2 separate regions of the Homo sapiens genome follow, and region 2 is linked to region 1. Evidence: chromatin loops called from intact Hi-C (ENCODE). Cell type or tissue: heart right ventricle. All regions are shown on one strand. Each heading gives the region's core, and the rest is flanking DNA. Links, peaks and the distances in the headings are about the cores only.

The links. Hi-C counts contacts between places; a loop is a spot of excess contacts. Peaks named below come from ENCODE experiments on the same cell type or tissue, not always from the same donor. Only the 100,000 strongest peaks of a DNase experiment are listed, where the experiment ranks them.
Region 2: a loop joins it to region 1, with 2.3 times the contacts of the local background. A loop is called at or near these places in 3 of 110 quality-filtered maps.

The regions. Positions count from the first base shown.
Region 1 is chr16:78,766,988-78,775,319 of GRCh38, forward strand. All of the region lies in intron 8 of WWOX (WW domain containing oxidoreductase), which reads left to right. Among named protein-coding and RNA genes, the nearest start is that of WWOX-AS2, 270 kb to the left of the region's middle. RefSeq lists an enhancer at 1,743-1,822. In heart right ventricle, for the core only: a CTCF peak has its summit at 3,767 (motif pointing left); a DNase peak (open chromatin) is centred at 3,774; H3K27ac peaks cover 999 bases.
Region 2 is chr16:78,601,003-78,609,334 of GRCh38, forward strand. The region is part of intron 8 of WWOX (WW domain containing oxidoreductase); the gene reads left to right. It overlaps LOC105371354 (a long non-coding RNA gene), which reads left to right and starts at 7,475. Exons shown (of 2, transcript XR_001752380.2): 1 at 7,475-7,573. In heart right ventricle, for the core only: no CTCF peak of the experiment used is centred there; no DNase peak of the experiment used is centred there; H3K4me3 peaks cover 697 bases; H3K27ac peaks cover 2,499 bases.

The DNA of each region.
Region 1 (8,332 bases), core at 110-8,109:
TCTATGAAATTGTTTTCAAGGTCAATCCATATTGTAGCATATATCAAAATTTCTTTCTTTCTTCCTCTCCTTCCCTCCCTCCCTCCCTCCCTCCTTCTCTCTCTCCTTTCCTCCCTTCCTTCCTTCCTTCTTTCCTTCCTTCCTTCCATTTTTGACAGGGTCTCACTCTGTTGCCCAGGCTGGGGTGCAGTGGCACAATCAAAGCTCACTGCAGCCTTGACTTCCTGGGCTTCAGTGATCCTCCCACCTCAGCCTCCCAAGGAGCTAGAGGTGCATGCCACCATGCCTGGCTTTTTAAATTTATTTTTATTATTATTTTTTTATTTTTAGTAGAGACAGATTTTGCCGTGTTGCCCTGGCTGATCTTGAACTCCTGTGCTCCGGTCATCCACCCGCCTGGGCTTCCCAAAGCGCTGAGATGACTGCGCCACCACACCTGCCACAAAATTTCTTTGTTATGGCTGAATAATGTTTCTGTGTGAGTGTGTGTGTGTCTGTGTGTGTGTGTGTGTGTGTGTGTGTTTGAATAATACTCCTATGAACATTGTACCAATATCTATTCAGATCTCTGCTTTCGATTCTTCTGCATGTATACCTAGGAGTGAAATTGCTGCGTCGTTTCGTATCTGTGTGCTTAACCTTTTGAGAAACTGCCAAACTGTCTTCAACAGCAGCCGCATCATTTTACATTCCCACCAGCAGTGCATCAGGATTCTAGTTGCTCCACATCTACCCAATACTTATTTTACTTAAAAAAATAGAATAGCCATCTGAGTGAAGTGTTACCTCCCTGCAGTGTTGATTCCCATTTCCCTAATGATGTTAAGCGTACTTTCACGTGCCTACTGGCCGTTTGTGTATCTTCTTTGGAGAAAGTAACATCCATTTTTGATACTCACATGGCTTTTTGGTTCTATTTTTGCTTTCTTTTGGCTAATGATAACCTTCCAGCACCACGAGTTTGGACTGTGCTAATGTCTTCTAGTACTGTTTAGAAGTTGAGGTAAAAAGAAAACGGTAATTGAAAGAGACAGTTGTTGTTTACATTGGGGAGGTTGGTATTCCACCCCCTGTGCTTTTTCATTAGCTGTATTGTATTCTTATTATGTGTTTTACCGGGTAATTGTAATTCTTGGCTTTGGATTTTGTCCCTTTTTTAGGCTGCGGGGCGGGGGGGTCGGTTATTTTATAAGCAAAGAAGTACAGCCAGTATGATTCTGAAGCAACTAGGTCACAGTAGAAAAAAGTTGGAGAGTGAAATCTCAAGCAAGCCAAAAAGTGATAGATGAGTTAAAAAAAAAAAAAAAAAAAAAGTTGCCTGGCTTGGTGCAGTGGCTCATGCATGTACTCCCAGCACTTTGGGAGGCTGAGGTGGGCGGATCATCTGAGGTGAGGAGTTTGAGACCACACTGGCCAACATGTTGAAACCCGCTCTCTACTAAAAATACAACAATTAGCCAGGTGTGGTGGCGCACGCCTGTAATCCCAGCTACTCACCAGGCTGAGAGTGGAAAATCACTTGAACTTGGGAGGCAAAGGTTGCAGTGAGCGGAGACTGCGCCGCTGCACTCCAGCCTGGGTGACACAGTGAGACTTCATCTCGAGGAAAAAAAAAAAAAAAGGCTTTGGAGCTTCCTAATTTCTAAATAGATTTCCTTTATAATTTTCAGAGGTTGTGAAATTAACTCTGTAGATTGGGGAGTGTAGTTTGTCACTCTAATTGCCCAGCGTTTTAATTATCGGCGTGTTTTATGCTTTTGTGAAATGCTCATTTCACAGCTTGCTGGTGGGTCTTTTTGTGGAACGAGAAAGTGAATATTCACACCAGAAATGAGGTACTGACCCTGAAGGGCTTTCCAGTCAAAGAGAAAGGAGAGCATGACCCGCCAATGCCGTTGTTTGTAAGCAGGAAGCTGACGCTGCGCCATGGTGTAGGGGAGGAGGACGGTTTCCATTCTGTTTTGAGCATCAGAATAAAACCAAGCACCAGAAGGTGTGGTTCAAAGATGCTTTCCTTTTTCAGTCTCTGGTCAATTTGTTGTTATTTTTCTTCAAGAGAGTTGTTGGGGTTGGGTAGGCGCAGGGGCCACAAGGCCATCTTTATAAGGCTCTGGCATTTGATAGTGAGGTATTTTGGTATTCCAAATAATTGGTGGAAGGATGGAAAGGTTAAATGGAAATTATGTAAGGGCTGCAAAGAGATTCATATATGACTATTTCATGAGTGCTTACTATATACCAGGCGCTGTTACAGCCCGTGTAATGCCACCTGGGAGTTGGGGGGAGTCACCATCGTCCATCCGTCTGTCCATCCATCCATCCATCCTGCCTCCCTCCATCCTTTCTCTTTTTCACAATGTCTCTTGCTCCGCCCCCTCTCTTCCCCTCCTTCCTTCCTATCCAGTGCTTGTAACCTGTCAAGCACATGTTGTAGCCATTGGGGACATCGTGGTAAACAAAGCAAAGTCCTTGCTTGCATTCTGTGACAGATGGAGATAAAATGGGTAATTAACAAATGTAATCCCTCCCACCCACCCCCCACATTATTTATTTATTTATTTATTTATTTATTTATTTATTTATTTATTTATTTATTTTTACCATGTCTGTTACTCCATCAGTCAGGATCCAGTTAGGAGACAGAAACTATATCATAATTTTAACAGGGAAGATTTAATATTAAGAATTATTAGCTACAACAGGGTTTTGGCTACTAAAGGGTAAAGAGAATCAGGCCGAGCACAGTGACTCATGCCTGTCTGTAATCCCAGCACTTTGGAAGGCCAAGGTGGAAGGATCGCCTGAGTCCAGGAGTTCGAGATCAGTGTGGACAACATAGGGAGGTCCTGTCTCTACAAAAAATAAAAAATAAAATAAAAAAATAAAAATAAAAATAAATAAAAAGTAGTTGGGCGTGTGTGGTGGAGCATGTGGGGGTCCCAGCTACTTGGCAGGCTGAAGCAGGAGGATCGCTTGAGCTCAAGAGGTTGAGGCTGCTGTGAGCTATGATCTCACCTCTGTACTACAGCCTGGGTGACAGAGTGAGACCGTGTCTTTAAGTAAAATAAAATAAAAAAGAGTAGGTCGGGCATGGTGGGTCATGCATGTAATCCCAGCACTTTGGGAATACGAGGTGGGCCAATCACTGAGGTCAGGAGTTCGAGACCAGCCTGGCCAACATGGTGAAACCCCGTCTCTACTAAAAATACAAAAGTGAGTCGGGGTTGGTGGTGTGCTCCTGTAGTTCCAGCTACTTGGGAGGCTGAGGCAGGAGAATCACTTGAATCCGGGAGCCAGCGGTTGCAGTGAGCTTAGATTGCACCACTGTACTCCAGCCTGGGCCATAGAGTGAGACTCTGTCTCAAACAAAAAAAAAATTTAACTCTAAAGAATCCAAGAATACAGATTTGGGAGCAGCCAGTACCAATGGGGGATGGGGCAGTACACCCAGGAAAGAGCAAATCTGGGGTCCCCACGGGCCAGGACTGGGATCTGGACTGGGCCATGGCCCATTGGATGGCAGAAAGGTTCTCACTGAAGCCCCCATAAAGGTGGGACTCACTGGGAAACCGCTCTCTGTGGTGCCAGGGAAGGACGTCTGTGGGAGGTGCCTACCAAGGAAGTCTCTGGAAATCAGCCTGCAGGGGTGGAGTGCCGGGAAACTCCCGCCCCCTCCCCCCCTCCCCGAAGTGAACCGCCCACAGGGAGATGCCCCTATGGGAGCTTCGCACCAGAACCCGTCTGCGCCAGTGTCCCTGCAGCGCCCTCTACTGGCGAAGCTGGACATGGCGTCCGCTGGCAAAGGGGAAACTCTTCTTTCCTCCCAAGCCGAGCAATGCTAAATGTGCCTGGTACTGAGACGTCATCTGTGGACGGTTGGCACCGATGCTAATCAGTGCTATGGGAAAATAGGCAGAGCGAGGAGCGTAAGAATTATTATGTGTGCTGTTTGATAGAGACTGTACAAGGAAGACCTCTCTAAAAAGGTGACATTTGGAGCAGAGACATGAAGGAAGGGATTGCTGGAGGCAGAACATTCTAGGCAGAAGGAACCGCACGTGCAAAGGCCCTCAGGTCAGCCGGCATGGCATGCAAGTAAGCCAGCTGCAACACAGCAGGTGTGGATGAAGGGAAGAGAATTAGCATTTGGCCAGAGCACGCATTTTAAGGGATGGAGATCCATTTGGATAGTCTTGAACACAGAACTGACCGGAACTGACTTACTCTTTGAAAAGATCGCTCTGGCTGCTGTGTTGAGTGGATTGGTAAGGGATAGGTGGTGAAGACTGAAACAGGGTATCCAGTTAGGAAGCTATCACAGTGATCCAACCCCCAGCTTCTGTTGAGGTTGAAGAACATGCATGCCCAACCTAAATATATGTTCAAAGGTGGTTATTACTGTTTGAGGTGATGAAAGAGTTTTGGAGATAGAAGTGATGGTTGTTCAACATCATGAGTGTAATTAATGCCACGGAATTGTATCCTTAAAAATGCTTAAAATGCGCTGGGTGCGGTGGCTCACGCCTGTAATCCCAGCACTTTGGGAGGCTGAGATGGGCGGATCACTTGAGGTCAGGAGTTCGAGACCAGCCTGGCCAGCATGGTGAAACCCCGTTTCTACTAGAAATACAAAAATTGGGCGGGCATTGTGGTGGGTGTCTGTAATCCCAGCTATTTGGAAGGCTGAAGCAGGAGAATTGCTTGAGCCTAGGAGGTGGAGGTTGCAGTGAGCCAAGATTGTGCCACTGCACTTCAGCTTGGGCAACAGAGTAAGACTCTGTCTCACAATAAATAAATAAATAAATAAATAAATAAATAAATAAATAAGAGTTGGATCACAGCAAAGGTGAGCTTTAACGAGTTCAGTCTAGCTCTCTCACAAAAAAAAAGTTAAAATGACAAATTTTGTGTTACATACATTGTACTACAATAAAAACCATTTTTTTGAAAAGAATAGTACAAAAATGATACTTCCCTCTCAGTGTATTTTACCAAGGGATTATTAGTGTATATGTGTGTTCTTACTGGAAATGTTAATTGGACCTGTAATTCTTTTTTTAACTTTTATTTTGGGTTCAGGGGTACATGTGCAGGTTTGTTATATAGGTAACTTCATGTCACAAAGGTTTGTTGAACAGATTATTTCATCACCCAGGTAATAAGCCTTGTATCCAATAGTTATTTTTCTGATCCTCTCCTTCCTCTCTCCCTCTACCCTCAGGCAGGCCCCAGTGTCTGTTGTTCTTTCTTTGTGTCCTTGAGTTTTCATCATTTAGCTTCCACTTGTAAGTGAGGCCATGCAGTATTTGATTTTCTCTTCCTGCATTAGTTTGCTGAGGATAATGGCTTCTAGCCCCGTCCGTGTTCTCGCAGAAGACATGATCGCATTCTTTTATATGGCTGCATAGTATTCCATGGTGTATATTCACTACTTTTTTTTTAATCCAATCTGTCATTTGTGGACATTTAGGTTGATTCCAGTAGACGTGTAATTCTTCTTGGAAATGTTAATCTTGATCATTTGGTTAATGTGATGACTTCTGGGTTCTGCAGTGTGAAGTTATTATCTTCCCTTTTGTAGGTAACAAATACTTTGGAAGAGATTAAACAAACAAATAAAAAAGTGGTGATTGTTATTACCAGCATGGCTACTACTAGCTAATTCCAGGCTTCAAGCCACTGGGGCATAGGCATATGTTTAGCTCATTCCACAGGAGGGGAACAGAGGCTCAAAGAACCTAGGTAAGTTGGCTAGGCGCGGTGGCTCACACCTGTAATCTCAGCGCTTTGTGGGGCTTAGGCAGGAGGATTGCTTGAGCTCAGAAGTTTGAGACCAGCCTGGACAACATAGCGTGAACTTGTATCTACTTAAAGTAAAAATCAAAAAAATAATGGGGTGCAGTGGTACATGGCTGTAGTCCCAATTACTCAGGAGGTGGAGGTGGGAGGATTGCTTGGGCCCAGGAGGCTGAGGCTGCAGAAAGCTGTCATCATGCCGCTGTGCTCCAGCCTGGGCATCAAGGTCTGTTTTGCAGACCTTGTCTCCAAAGCAAAACAAACAAACAAAAGAAACAAACAAACAAACAAAAAGAAATTAGGTAACTTGCTCAGTGGCTAGTGAGTGGCTAGATTGTAAGCTTCATGAGGGCAGGGGACTTTGACGATTTTGTCGGTATCCTAAGCCGCTAGAACAGTGCCTAAACATTTGTTGGGCAGTTAATATATATTTGTTCTATTAATAAGTAGAGCCCGAGTTTGTGTTCTCCGATTCCACACCCCATGTTCCTTCTACTACAACTTCTGGCTCTGGCTTCTGGACTGTCAGTCATTAGCACTCCCTATCCCTAAGGTTTCAGGAATGTTCAGCTGTTTCCTAGCTTGGAATGGACCATCCTCTGGTCCCACCCATGGGTAAGTCATTGGCTGCAGAGCGCAGACATTTGGCTCCCCTCGGGACATTCCTCCCTCATTTAAAACAATGAGGCGGGCAGCAGGGTACTTTGTCCCTTGTGTTAGCTGAAGTTGGAGGATGCTGTGTTGATGGGAAAACGCTGTTACTATTCTTAGACTAGTGGGGCTCTCACTTATTCATAGCTCCGCACTCGTGGGTGGAATGAGAAGTTATAATAGAGTGCAGGTGCCTCTCATTGTTTTCCGCTACTCACTGGATAGTGTTTATTAAAAACGAAATCACAGTGGTGTGTCTGGAGTTGAAGTCTGAACAAATAACCCAAAATGAGGAGTCCCTGGAAGGTGGGCAGGAGGCGACAAACAAAGAGAAGCAAAAACAAGTTTGAGCTAATTGGGATCAGGCAGTACTTTGCATGTGAGTTCTGAACAGGGAGCTTGGCTGCAAAACGATTATTGTATTTAACTTCTGTTGGCATCATTCGCATACTTGTATGGGAGATCCAGAATTGGAATTTAACACAGTTTTCCCAGGCCCTTCATGGAATTTGAAAACATGACTCTGAAAGCATGTGGCTGAAATGAGACTCTTTCACACTGTTTAAAGATGCATGTGCATATGTTGGTGTCCACACATCAACTTAATTTTTTCATGTTCCTTGAAGGAAGCCCGTCTAGGTCCTTCTGAAAGAAGGGCTGGAGATTTTTATTAAACATTACTTCTAGGCTGGGTGCAGTGACTCATCCCTGCAATCCCAGTACTTTGGGAGGCCAAGGCAGGCAGATCATGAGGTCAGGAGATGGAGACCATCCTGGCCAACATGGTGAAACCCTGTCTCTACTCAAAATACAAAAATTAGCTGGGCGTGGTAGCAGGCGCCTGTAATCCCAGCTACTCAGGAGGCTGAAAAAGGAGAATCGCTTGAATCAGGGAGTCGGAGTTTTCAGTGAGCCGAGATCGCGCCACTGCACTCCAGTCTGGTGACAGAGCGAGACAATGTCTCAAAAAAAAAGAAAGAGTTCTGAATGATGATAGGTGTTGGAATCCACGTTGGTGTGTCTCATGTCATTTTTTCGGGCAGTTTCTTGACAGACCCATTTTGTGTGTGTGTGTGTGTGTGTGTGTGTGTGTGTGTGCGCGTGCGCACACGCATGAGCCTGTACGTGTCCCCCTCCCCCCCCACACATATGCACATAAGATAGCATAAGGTAGTTCCTGGCACATGGCGTTGTTCTTAACCATGAGGTGCTCCCAGGCTCCGGGCAGTTCCTTGAAAGACTCATTGTCTGTGTGGGGGGAGGGGAGGCTGTACATGTCCCCACCCAACACACACACATACACACACATGGGCACATATGATAGCATAAGGCAATTCCTGGCACATGGCATTGTTCTGAACTGTGAGGTGCTCCCAGGAGATCTTGTGCTTCCTATCACATGCCCATTCTGCAAGTCCATCCCCTTATTGAGCAGATGTTTACCGCAGAGCACTAAGACAGATGGAACGTCACCGTTGCCCATAGCACTCATGGACAGCATGGGGTCCCCTGTAGCAGATATTTGTGGTGTATGCTCGAAGAGGGGCTGCAGGTAGAACTAGAAAGGTAGGTAAGTTGGGCAGATGGCGAGAGACATCACAGCCCTCACTCCTGAGGGTGGGGAGCCATCTCAGGCTCAGGAGAAGAAGAGTGACAGAGTCACCAACTCACTCCATCAAATGTGGCTGTATTTTTAGAAGTGTCTGGTTCCTGAAATACCTCAATTCCTTTTGCCTGCCTGGCTCCTCTCCTCTCTTCTGCCTGTTCATTGAACTGAAAGATTATCAGGACTGTATTCAGCCCGGCCAATAATATCACAAAACAAAAATATCTTGTGGGTTTGAAATTTATGAGTGTTTTGACTGTTCACAGCAATGCCTTTGAG
Region 2 (8,332 bases), core at 43-8,042, 170 kb before region 1:
AAAGCATTGCCTGCACCCTCAACCTCGTTCAGTTTCCACATAATACCTGGGGCAGGGATGTAAATACCCTGATTTTATGTGTCAGGCCTTCAGGACTCAGGGTGTATAAGTGACATGGCTCCTCGCACAGCAGGGATGGAGAGGCAAACCCAGGTTGGCCTCTCTGCCACTCATATAGAACTCCTTTATCACCAAGATTCCTTTCTTCTTCAGTGCCACCTGCCTTATTTTACTCACCCAGAAGGAAGCCGGGTCCCTCTTTGCCCCTTTGGGTGTTTGTGAAAAGCAAGTTGCAAACTCTGAATTCTATAAACTGTTGGAGACAGATTCTGGAGAGACACTCAGGCTTAGCTCTAGAAAGAAACGGGTAAGACAGAGGAGGTTCAGGGCAACTGTGTTGCCTTCCTTGACTGGTGCATGGGAATTCCCCAGCAGAGAGAAAAAAAAAAAAGAAAGGAAAAAAACCAGAAAGGAGAATAGAATCTATTATCTCCAAGCCATTATTCACACACACATACCCCACCGCCATTTTCCAAATTGTAAGGTCTTTTTATATAAGCACTTTCCGTTAAAGGGGAAGAAATAGCTTTACCCGTGGTGTAAAATATATACTTTCTAATGTAAATCAAGAAGCTATGAATACCATAATAAGAATGTGGTAGTATATTAATTGATGGAAATTGTAGAGTGGAATATTCATAATCAGCAGAAGTCTTTTCTCTGGAAGGAACAAAGGATTAAGTTAGGGAGACAGTAATGGTATTGTTAGCAGGCTATTTCAATGATTTTCTCTGCGGAAGAGTAGGGAAAGGTGACATTCCAACTGGGAATATTCGACTCTGCAGATCCCTACTCGGAGTTTTTCAGCCCTGTTTTAAGTGCCGAGCTGGGTTTTGCCTCATGATCCAATTGTTTTATTAGCGAAATCATCATCTGTTTCATTTTGCTTTGGTAATAGTGCAGTGTCTGTCTAACAATAAATTATAGAGTCAGGCAAACAATGGTTTCGTATTAGGGATATAATGAAATATCTTATTAAAATGCAGACTTCCTTAGGTTCCTGAAATTAGAGTCTTATTTTAAAATGATTCTGTTGGGCTTATTACACGCTTTTGAACTAATCACACTAGTAGAATCTCTCTTTAGTCAGAGCATAGAGGACTGTGAGAGTTACCTCTTACTTCAGTATTTTCCCATTCGTATTTTATTCTCCTGTTCTCTTCTGGATAGATCTGGATAGATTTTTTTTAGACAGAGTCTCGATCTGACAGCCAGACTGGAGTGCAGTGGTGTAATCTCGGCTTACTGCAACCTTCACCTCCTAGGTTCCAGCGATTCTCCTGCCTCAGCCTCCTGAGTAGCTGGGACTAAAGGCACGTGCCACCACTCCTGGCTAATTTTTTATATTTTTAGTGGAGACGGGGTTTCACTATATTGGCCAGGCTGATCTCGAACTCCTGCCCTTGTGATCCACCCACCTCGGCCTCTCAAAGTGCTGGGATTACAGGTGCTAGCCACCACACCCGGCCTCTTCTCGATAGATCTTATTTGGCTGACAACGAAAGCTGTTGTGCTGGTAGCATCATCCCTTTCCATGCAAAAGATAAACTGAAATCTAAAGTAGCCATATCCTTCCGGCCAGGTTTTTCAAGTGGTTACTCTGTTCTGATCATTGTCATGACAGGAATAGTGAAAATAACAATAAATCATTTTTCTTTAACGATCCATTTACTGTATGCTGGGCACTGCACAAAATGGTTTACATGGTTTATCTTGTAGCGTTCCATTTAAGTCTGCTAAGAGTAGATGCTATCATTCTCTCCATTTTACAGATAAGAAAATTGAGGCTTAGAGAAATTGAGTAATTTTTGCCAATCCTGAGACTTGAATCTCCGCTCTGTCTTCTGCATACACTTTTTACTTGTCATTGCTGATTAGCTTTCTCTTTCCATCTCCCTGATCAGAACCATTCTGCGTTCTTAGATTCAACAAAATGTAATACTCCACCTTGCCAGTATCTAGCGTGTTTTCAGAAATTGTGAACGGGGTGGAGGTGGAGTACTAACTGCAATCAGATGTTTTATTTGTTTATTTATTTTTCCTTCTTGCGTTGCTCTTAAGCCCCCACTCTTGGGCAAGGCTCTGTGCTATGCTGTTTTATGCACATCATCTTCTAACAGCTTCTCTGCCACACCTGGAGAAGTGCCAATATCATTTTCATGGCACAGATAAGGCATTGGATGCTCATAGTTTAAGTCATCAGGTGGTGACTGGAGGAGCCAGAAGGTCCCTTTGGGCCTGTCCTCTCACCAGCATCAACTGCACCAAAAAGATCTCATTCTGAGTATCAGGGATGAACGCCCCCACTGGGTGATCAGGCAAACTACATGCATTTTAAAAAACTATATCCTGCTGGGTGCAGTGCCTCATGCCTGCAATCCCAGCATTTTGGGAGGTTGAGGAGGACGGATTACTTGAGGCCAGGAGTTCGAGACCAGCCTGGCCAACATGGTGAAACCCCATCTCACCTAAAAATAAAAAATTAGCTGGGCGTGGTGGCAGCCACCTGTAGTCCCAGCTACTCAGGAGACTGAGGCAGGAGAATCGCTTGAACCCAGGAGGAGGAGGTTGCAGTGAACTAAGATTGTGCCACTGCACTCCAACCTGGGCAACAGAGTGAGACACTCTCAAAATAAGTAAATAAATATAAAATAAAATAAAAAATATGTCCTGTAATGAAATTGAAAGAGAACACTTTGTTTCTTATCTAGTTGGAACAAGTGGGGTGGGGACAGACAAGTGACTGACCACTCTCCATCTGACTCAGTGTCAGTAGACTCTCTCAAAAATTAGAAGCTGGCTGACATAGTGGCTCACACCTGTAATCCCAGCACTTCAGGAGGCTGACGTGGGAGGATTGCTTGAGCCTAGGAGTTCAAGATCAGCCTGGGTAACATAGGGAAACCCTTCTACTACAAGACATAGAAGAAAATTAGTTGGCCATGGTGGCACACACCTATAGTCCCAGCTACTAAGGAGGCTGAGGCGGTAGGATCGCTTGAGCCCGGGAGGTGGAGGCTGCAGTGAGCTGTGATCACGCCACTGAATTCTAGCCTGGGTGACCGAGACCTTGTCTAAAAAATAAATAAATAAATAAAATTAGAATCTGAATTTTGAAGACACAAATTCAGATGCATGTGGATGGGCCCAAAATACTTTGTTTACATGTACTCCAAATGTAACTCCTGGGGCACCCTTCCTTATTTTCTCTACCACACCAATGCCTTCATGGTCTTACATCTTGTCCTCTTAACCCTGACTTCTCTAGCCCTCATGAATGCTTTAGTGTGGCAGATGTTACTGTACATGGGCCCTCGTTTATTCAGCAAATATTCATGGAGCCCTTGTACCAAGCACGGTGCTGAGTGATGCTGTGAGGGTGAGCAAAAGAGAATTGTCATCTGTTAAATCCCAGAGGTCCGTCTGTGACAAAACTTTCACCATTCTTTTGTAAAAATTAGAAAAATACAAAATAGTGAGTTTTTCATGAGCTACGTTGTATCAATTTTAAAGTATTTCTTTTAGGATTCTATTATTTACCCTTTTTCTTCAATGTTAAATACCATTTCCTTTAATAAAGATTTAAAAAAGATTCCTTCCTTCCTTCCCCCCTCCCTCCTTCCCCCCTCCCTCCTTCCCCCCTCCCTCCTTCCCCCCTCCCTCCTTCCCCCCTCCCTCCTTCCCCCCTCCCTCCTTCCCCCCTCCCTCCTTCCCCCCTCCCTCCTTCCCCCCTCCCTCCTTCCTCCCTCCCTCCTTCCCTTCCTCCCTCCCTCCTTCCCCCCTCCCTCCCTCCTTCCCTTCCTCCCTCCCTCCTTCCCTTCCTCCCTCCCTCCTTCCCTTCCTCCCTCCCTCCCTCCCTGTCTTCTTCCCTCCCTCCCTCCCTTCTTTCCTTCCTTTCTTTCCTTCCTTTCTTTCCTTCCTCCCTCCCTCACTCCCTCCTTCCCTTTTTCCCTCCCTCTCTCCCTTCCTCCCTTCTTTTCTTTCCTTTTTAAATGCTGATTTTGTTTTCTTTTTAAAGCCCTCAGTTGGCAAACTTAAAAGTTGTTAAGTCTGTGTTAGCCTGGCTAGCTTTTTTTTTCTCTACTAGACCTTCAAAGTCTAGGAATGCCTGATGTATCTGTATCCTGTGAGTTTGCCACTTCATGATATTTGATATGTCATTGTTTCCCCATAATTTTTTCATTGTTAGCGTTGTCTCTCCAGCCTCCTGCTTCCTCTTCCTCTGTCTCCCTCATGGTGTGTCTTGCTCAGGCATGTCTTATATAATCAATATTTAGTGATTTGACTTCTTAAGTCCTTAAAAAAAAAAAAATCCAGGTGCAAAACACAAAGACAGGGCTCATGTCAAGGGAGGGAACCTCGCTCTTCTACTCTCAGTGAAAGAAAGGCAAGACCACTCCAGCCTATTTTTTTTTTCTTTCCCTTGGCCCTTGTCAAAAGGGTAGCCAGTTTTCTGTTACCATTGTGCTAACTGAAGAATGGAAAATATGCCCAGAGTTTAAAAAAAATCAACCAATGCCTGCCCTTTCTAGAGCAACCTAATTAACAACCCAAATGTTAAAATTTCTTTATTTAGAAACTCAGCTATCCAGAATTACAACTCCGCCTCTCGTGCTTGGAGGCATAGTTCTTTGTCATATTCCTGAGTGTCTACAGATGATGAAAATAGCCAGTTATCTTTGCCCTTCATGGAAAGGATAGGAAGAAGCTCTGATGAAGCAATGTTGGGGCACTCATGGTTAAATTGAACCTTTCCCCTGGTTAAGTGGAGTGTGTGTGTGTGTTGTTCTTTTTTTCCAGCACCATATTTGGCCCTATAATTAATATGCAAGTTCAAATACCTCTTGCATGGAGCAAGAAGCTGAAACATGCGCATTTGTAATAGACTCAGCATCTGAATTGAATGGGCAGCTTTGGCTGGAGTAGTACTGCAGCTTCTCGAATGCCTATTGTCAAAATATATACTAGTTAGGAGACACATTCTGCTACGAGGGATGCCCTCCCAAATTAAAGACACTGTTCAGTTTACGCTTAACATTTATGGCTATCAAACTACTAGTCCACAACCAATCATCATGGTTTCGTTAACACAGTCAAAATTTACCACTGGGCTATTATTAAAACTTAATATAATTAATGTAAAAACACATACTTCTTTTCAACAAAAACTGGCTCTCTTTGTAGTCTCTTTTTTAATTTGGTGCAATCACTTAAAAAGTTTAGCACATTTAAAATTTTACATCATTTTAAAATTGTTTCTCTTTTATAAGAAGGATGCTATTTACTATTAATGTAGAAGTACAAAGGAAACGGTTACTTTGGATTTATTCTTTTGGAAAATTAGAATGTGGGCTACATGCTTTTCAGAAGTTGATGACCAAGAGAAGAAAGAAAGAAAAAAAAAAGGGTGCTTGATGCCCTGCTCCTGCTATGTCCGGGAATTTCTTGTACCCTTCATATGAGCCCCTCTGAACAAAAGCAAATCCTGTTGACCTGTCAGCTTAAAAAGACAAGAAATATGCCACATTCCGCAGGAATAAGGAGAAAAGAATGGTGCGAAAATCAGTGACACGAAGTTGAATATGTGAACACATCCAGACAAATGTGAAGCCAGCCCGATTAGGACGACTGAAAGGGCATTTCCCCAGAATTGCAGTTTTTTTTTTTTTTTTTTTTTTTTAAATAGGGGACGCTATTGTCATTCAGAAAGCCACAGGCTGTTCTGAAAACAGGCAAAAATCAATAGCCCACTTGTTGAGGATAAGTGAATTAGCCTGTGTTGAATGTAACTGAGTACCTGAACACTTGAGTGGGCAGGGATTGTTGGGGAGAAAAGACAATTGTCTTTTATGTCCACAGCGGTTCACATCGCTGATTAATTATGTCCAATGATCATTTTTGTGCAGGACTAATGGGCAGACTCTGTTTTTGTTTTTGTCTGTCTGCCCACAACCTGGTGAACTGAATAGAGTTCCCCACTTCTCAGAACAATGCAAATGGTGGCCAAGGGGCTGTGGAAGAGTTGCCAGAAATGGAATGATTCAGATTGGATGAAAAGTTGATTTTATTAATTAGTTAAAATACAAAATGAGAAAACAGAAAACACAATAAATACACAGTTAATAAAATACTTCATATTTTATTATAAAAACATTAATTACTTTAATAAAGCGGTTTATATTTTCAAATACAATATTTAATAAACTATATTAAAAATATATACAAAATAGTTGTAAGAATCGGGGCTCCTGTGAGTACGTAAATGAAATACGCTTACATCATTTACTTCTCTTCCCTTTTGTTTGTGAGTCCAGAGACGATGGAAGAGTTTGGAAAGTTGTCAGCTTATCTTTGCATATATTTGTCCAATGATAATTAAGCACAAATTGTTTCAAAAATCTTTCAAAAATTGTTATAAAGATTTTTATTGGTGCTAAGGGCTGTAATTTAGCAAAGTCTTACACCTGAAACCAACCAAAGGGTCTTAGAGTGTGAACTGTTGTCTTAGACCCGGAGAAGTCTCCAAAGAATGACCATCCGAGGCATTCAGCTGGCGTAAGAGGAGTGACTCATTTGTTCTTCTTTTTTTTTTTTTTGGCTGTCTACAGAGAAGGAGGATATAGGGGCCCTTAAGAGAAAAACTGGAGTAGGGTGTGTGTGTGTTTGTTTTGGTCAAGGGCAGAGTGTGCTGTGTCAGGGTGTTTCATTGCATTTTCATATTTGTCATTTCTCTTTGGAGCGTGTCTTTTGGTGCCACGGAAAAGGGCTGGATTTTCTATCGGGTACAATAGGTACCTGCAGGGCTTAGGGTACAAGAGCTTGTCGGGGACCTGCACACATGTTTGAGACCTGTAAAAATATTGCTGGCTCTGAATTATGGAAAGAAAATCGCAAAGTTAAAATCTATCAAAGTATAATTAAATACCTACAAAACATAATATTATGTCACTAGTCAACCGCAACACAAATCTTATATCATTAGATTTCAGTGATATTGAATGTGGGAGATGGAACCATTTTAGTGCATTTGATATGATGTGATGTGGCTTTCTCCAAGCCTGAGAGTGCCTGAAACCCAGAGAGGTCGTACGTTGACCATGCCACGGGGCCCTTCCTGGTAAATCTAAGCAGAAATACACCATGCATGAGACAGAACAAAGAAAAGAACTGTGAAAATACACTCAGGACCAGGATGCTGATACAGTCATGAGGTTCAGCTTAAAAGGCCAGTTTCTCTACTGCAGAATAATGAGGTCTATCCTGTTTTGCTTTCTTTCAAAGCCCTTACCATTTATGAAACCAGATTGCAAGTCTGTTTGAATCCCCCAAATGCCTGTGCTACATAACTGTCTCCTTACTCTGTGCTCTTGCCCCAGGCAGAGTGGAAGTTGCCTTATAAAGCTGCGACTTGGCCACAGTGTTTTCCCTTTCAGCAGGGAAACCGGAGTTCTCCCTGCTGTTGGGAGGTTCAAGAGCCACTCTGTGCAGAAATGCCCAGAAAGAGTTAAGTGAGGTAAGTTCGTCAGACTTCTGCAGACCCATACTGTGGAAGGGTCAAGTGCAGGGTCACCAACCCGTTCCATCTTCCTGTCAGTTGGCGTCCACCCTTGGTTTCAAAGGGAACAGGCATTACTGACATGACGGGACCTTTACAGTTCCCAGCTGCTCATTTGGAGTACTGCGGACCCAGGACAACTAAAGCCGGGGTCGCCTGCCCTCCAGGGGTTCCTGGGTTGAAGTATCTGTTCCCTCCCTTTATTTTTTCTAGCCTTTATAGAAATGACAAAGGGTCAGGTGGTCTTAAATTCCAAATCTGGGCACATGAATGGTCTGACCTCGGAAACTTCCTATATGCTCGAAACGATTTAACTAGCAGCAATAAAATCTCTACTCTTTTTATGACAAATAATCTAGCATGTCTGGGGAGCATATTTGATTCTTCATATTTGGGACCCTTTTTTAAAGGCTGAGTTTTATTAAAATGATAGAAAAATTAGTTATTAAACAGTATGTCAAATACCTTTCTGTCCCACCAGATTTATTTTTAAAGACAAACATTACAGAGGGGCAGGGGAAGGTTATATTTGAAATCTTTCTATCCTTTCTCTAAAATATATTTGGTGAAAACTAGGAAGTGTTGATAGATATCATTGTTTCCTGACAGGTTTTTGGTGTTTGCATCTTGAAAGTAAAACTGCCAAGTTATTTTTTTGTTCTGGTTTTTGTTTTTTAAGCTTTTCTTTGATAACCTCATTTTCAAGGGGAGGCTTAG